Linked DNA regions of Mus musculus: region 2 is linked to region 1. The links are chromatin loops, found by intact Hi-C in ENCODE. Cell type or tissue: left cerebral cortex. All regions are shown on one strand.

The links. Peaks named below come from ENCODE experiments on the same cell type or tissue, not always from the same donor. Only the 100,000 strongest peaks of a DNase experiment are listed, where the experiment ranks them.
Region 2: it touches region 1 in a loop (5-fold over the local background); 17 of 42 quality-filtered maps call a loop at or near these places.

The regions. Positions count from the first base shown.
Region 1 is chr7:28,779,079-28,781,578 of GRCm38, forward strand. The region is part of intron 8 of Sirt2 (sirtuin 2); the gene reads left to right. Gm19897 (predicted gene, 19897) reads right to left here and starts at 2,436. Exons shown (of 4, transcript NR_040339.1): 1 at 2,160-2,436. In left cerebral cortex, a CTCF peak has its summit at 1,134 (motif pointing right); DNase peaks (open chromatin) are centred at 1,158, 2,009 and 2,338; H3K27ac peaks cover 1,256 bases.
Region 2 is chr7:29,038,304-29,040,803 of GRCm38, forward strand. It overlaps Ryr1 (ryanodine receptor 1, skeletal muscle), which reads right to left. Exons shown (of 106, transcript NM_009109.2): 86 at 2,278-2,406; 87 at 2,085-2,189; 88 at 44-125. Among named protein-coding and RNA genes, the nearest start is that of Gm38979, 10 kb to the left of the region's middle. In left cerebral cortex, a CTCF peak has its summit at 1,470 (motif pointing left); a DNase peak (open chromatin) is centred at 1,478; H3K4me3 peaks cover 538 bases.

The sequences.
Region 1 (2,500 bases):
CCAGATGGGTCTTGGAACACTCGGTCAGAGCTGGGCTAACACAGGCAGGCACAGGACCAGGGCTCAGCTAATTATAGTGAATGACCTACAATGGGCCACTTCCTCTTGGCCTCAGTTTCCCCTTTGTAAAATAGGGGACGGAAACAGGATAGATTGGTACTCATTGGAATCAGGAGAAAGGTCAGAAATTCAAGGTTGCTGGATGGTAGTGGCATATGCCTTTAATTCCAGTACTCAAAAGGCAGATGCATGCAGATCTCTGTGAGTTTGAGGTCAGCCTGGTCTACATAGAAAGTTCTAGAAGAGCCAGGGCTACACAGAGAAACCCTGTCTTGAAAGACCAAAAAAAAAAAAACCCAAACAACAACAAAAACCAAAGAAAGGTTATCATTGGCTACAAAATGAGTTTAAGGCCAACCTTCAGGATGTGAGACTGTATCTCTAAATTAATTGATTAGTCGATTAATTACAATATAAACTAATAGAAGAATGTTTAAATATAAAGAAGTCAGAACAGCTTCAAGCCCTCTCAAGTCTGCTGTGAGGTGACAGGTGACAGGACATCCCAGACTTACTGCAAAAGGCCTCTGTATCTGAGGGGACACCGTCCATACCACAGCCACTCCAAATCAGGAAAGTGACACTGTATCGTAAGGAAGGTGGGCTTCTTATTCATACACTTCTGAGCCTGGCCTTGGATACGGTGGCTAATGGGACACTGTGGCCACACTGAGGTTCAGACGGATGTTCAGGCTGCTGGCTTCTATGTGTCTCTGTGCGTTTTGTGGATGTGTTGAAGTTCAGACTGCTCTGTGTATACATGTGTGCTAAAAAATTGTCTCAGAATACAAAGTGGCCATTACATTACACACTTGTTATCCCAGTGCTTGGGAAGCCGAGGAAGGAGCTGGTCATGAGTTCAAGGCCAGCCTGGGCTAATAGTGGATTTAAGGTCAGACTGGCTCCATAGCAAACAATCTCCCCCGCCCCCCGCCCCCTCCCCCGCCCTGCCCAAGAAGAAAAAGTTAGAAAGGAAAAAGAGAGAACTCCAAATTGTACAGAAGAGTTAATGCTTGAATACAAATAGGTTTGAAGCTCTTGCAATGTCAGAAATGGCCACCAGGGGGAGGATGGGTTCAAACTTTTGGGTCCAGATGGCTGGAGGCCCCAGCTGGGGAAGAGACAGCTTAGTCCTTCCAGGCACCGCCCAAGCTCAGAGTCAGCCTCATTCACAGAAAGAGGCTCAGGCCTGATACTAACAGCTTCCTTGAAGCCCCATACTTCCTGCTTGTTGTTGCATGTCCCTCCTGCACCCTTGTTTGCTGGCCTCTATGACAACAGGTGTCCACCCAAGTACCAGGCCCTACCAGTGAGCCAAGCAGACACCGCTGCCCTCCTGGTGCCAATTCATGTGTGTGACAAGAACAAGAGGGACGATGAGTCATAGACCTAGGGTGTCAGATGGGGCTGAGACCAGCCTGAAGTTTGGAAGTCAGAGGACAAGGTGCAGGAGTCAGTCCTTCCTTTCCATCGTGTGGGTCTCAGGGATGGAGCTCAGGTCATCAGGCTTGGTGGCCTTTACCTGAGCATCTCACTGGCTCCACACATAAACTTTAAAGGGAGATTTATTTTTATTTCATGTTTATGGATGTTCTTCCTGCTTGTATGTCCATGACCTATGTGTATGCAGTGCCCACAGTAGCCAAGAGAGGCTTTAACAGATGTGTGCTGCCATGTGGGCGCTGGGTCCCAACCCGGGGTCTTCTGGGAGAGCATCCAACACTCTTAACTGCTGAGCCATCCCTCCAGCCCCCACACGTACATTTTTGTAAAATATCTGAAGGTGGAAAAAAATGTTCCACTTGCCCCCTTTGTGGTCAGCTTTTTTTCCTTCGTGGCCTCTTCTCCTCAGTCACCGTTTGAATCACTGACCCACTTTCTGGAACACAGTGACTCCGCCTCTGAGTTGTGCCGACACAGCATCTTTGAAGCTGTGGTGCTGTTTTTAGCTCTGCACAGGAACCCATCGCTCAAGCCACTGTGGTCCCCACAGAAGAGTGGCTATAGACCTTCAAGTTGCATACATGAAATTCACCCTCCAGGAAGTTCTCTGTATGCCCCAAACCCAGCCTCTTGTCTGGGGACCCCTCGATACTCACACCATAGAGCAGCACCATGCTTTTTAAAATCGAAGAGTAGTCTTTTTCTTTTTTTCTTTTTCCTTTTATTTTGGGTGTGTGTCTGCTGCGTTAGTTATATAGGCCGCAGGGCTTCCGGCATGCTGGGGAAGTGCTCTACCACTGAGCCACACCCCCAGCCCAGGCAAGACCTGAGTTTGTAATCTTCTGTCTCACCCTCCTGTAGCTGAGGTTACAGGCTTGCTCTGCTAGCCCAGCTCTACTGTGCAGGCATTGGGTACAGGCGGCAGCCTACCACGTCATCATGAGGGGAAACTGCAAACTTACATCAGTGATGTGCAGTAGGGTAGGTGTCAGAGGCC
Region 2 (2,500 bases), 260 kb after region 1:
GCCTGCACCCCACCCCGGTCCCTACCCCGCCTCCAGTGCTCACCTTCCAGGAGGGACAGCAGCATCACCACCATGTCCTTCTGTAGGTCCAGCAGCTCCTTCAGCAGCTCTATCTGGCTGGAGTCCTGTAGGGCATACAGAGATGTGAGAGGCTGCCCCCTGCAGCATGCCTTCCATTGGTTTCCGGCTCCCTCACCTATCCAGTGGGGCCTAAGTCCTCTTCCTCCTTTCTCTTACCTCTGAGGGAACCCGCGTCCAAACATGTTCCTCGGAAAGCAGAGGAAGGGCAGAGAGACAAGATTGTGGGGTGGGGTTGGCACCCAGGGGCAAATGTGTGTGGGGTATGAGGCTGGCAGATCAGGAAGCCGTGAGTCTTGGAGAGCAGACATTCAGGACGGAGCAAGACAGACAGACAGACAGACAGGGACAGATACTGTGGACAGAGACTCAAATCTTAGGAGGATAACATTCCAGCCTGGTGCCTGGTCTATGGGGCGGTTGGCCATGCCAGAGCTAACTGTGATGGGTGGGTGGGACCGTGAGGAGGTGCAAGAGGAAAGGCTGCAGGTGAGGTGGACAGCTGTGCAAGTTCTGGTATGCCATTTGGGGGAGCCTAAGAACATAGTACATGCCTGACCGCAGTGTCCAATGTGGGAGCTCACAGAAACCTCTGTCAAAGTCCCCCGTGGTGGCATCTGTACTATACTGAGTCACATGCACATGCCATTCATGACTTACACATGAGCTGTGCTACCTGGTTGCACTGTGAGCCGCTCATTCTGACCCTAATGCAACCCATGGTTTCAAAGTTTGGTATTCTGACCCAAGGCCTCAACAAACTAGGAAGCAAGTATCTCTAGGTTAAGTGGGCCTGGGCTCTGTGCCTTCCCACGAGCCTGTCTTAGATGTCACAGTTGAGGGGGTGAGTTATAATTCTTTCAGAGCTCATGGGGCTAACTCATGGCTCTAGGAATGAATACATCAGTGGGTCTGGCCAACCTTTCTTCCCTAGGGCTGAGACCACTGGCAAGCACATGACCCAAGATAGCAGTTAGAGAATCTTGGATCTTTTATTTAAAACTTTTAGGAAAGACCTGTTTCACACAGCCTGGAGCTGCTAGTGTGGTGAAGAGAAGCCTAGCACCATTTTTTCTCAGGCCCTAACTAAATGATTCTAGGCAGGTGTTCTACGACTGAGTCACACTTCCAGCTCCTTGTATTGAATATCCCTTATCACGTGTGTCTGGAGTACGGCTGATGAATTATCATAATACTTGAAAGTGTGTTTCCACCAATATTTAAAGTTTACAGCAACATCACACGGCCAACTGTACTGAGAAACTGAAAAATTTCAGTTCAATTCCTTTCATAGTCAGATGGCACTCTGGACAAATTAGGAGGTCTCTGCTTTCTTAAGACACTGCTTTGTGGGAAATTATATGGAATACTTGTCTGCCACCTGCCGGACAGTTATTGTACTGCACCAATATATTTGCAATGGTTAGGTTGTGTCTAGCGCCACGTGGTTGCCCGCGGAGCACAAACTCGCATAACTGTACATGGAAGCTTTGACTAAGGCGACCAAGCAGAAGCACAAAATGGATGAGGTGTGCGCGAGGCATTCACGAAGCTGTAGAGGAGCAAGGCAAGTATTCTGGGAGCAGGATCCTTACATCATGGGTACTTGGCACGGGAGTCTTCTGCCGCAGGCAGGGTAAAAGAAGGAACGCTTCAGCCCCAGGTCCTAACCTAGCAACATAGTCCCATCCTATTCCCCAGAGCTGGAAGAATCTGGGATGACCTCATTAGAAGGAAAATGGTATGAACCTGTCCTAGAAGAGTTCTGGACGGGAGGGATGGGCTCCAAAGTCAAACCGGTGGAAGTATAGGTGGGAAATGAGCAGTTTAGTGGGAAAGAGGAAAAAGCATGCAGACGACCAATTCAGAAGGGGTTTGGGCCATAGGGAGCGAACCTGTCTGGAGCATGCGCAGAGCACTAGGGGACCGACCAGTGGGACAGGGGCCGATCAGGGGATTCTAGGGGATGGCTGGAGGGAAAGAGCTGTTCTCAGACGAACTCAAACCTGAGCCAGCTTCATCATCATGTGCGCGAACACGTGCAGGAAGCCCACCACGGCATCCCAGAGGCGACTGTGCGCCAGACTCTGCTGGTTTCCGGTGCAGGGTCCCTGGGGAACAAAGGGTGGCCTGAAGCCTCAGCAGGAGCGCTGGATGCCGGCAGCTCCGCCTCCGCAGGTCCCCGAGTGCGGACCCTACCTGGATGTACTCGGTGAGGCTGTTGAACACTTGTTTAGCTACCGACATGGCTTTGGAGAAGTTTCTCTTTCCCTGTTCCTCGATGACATCCTTGCCCGAGTAATACCAGTAGAAGTCACTGATGGATTCCTGTGGGTCCGGGAGGGCATGAAGGATGCTGGAGCCATGCGAGGTCCCTCGGGCCCCTGGCTCAGGTCCCATGGGGCTGGGCCACCCTTCCTCA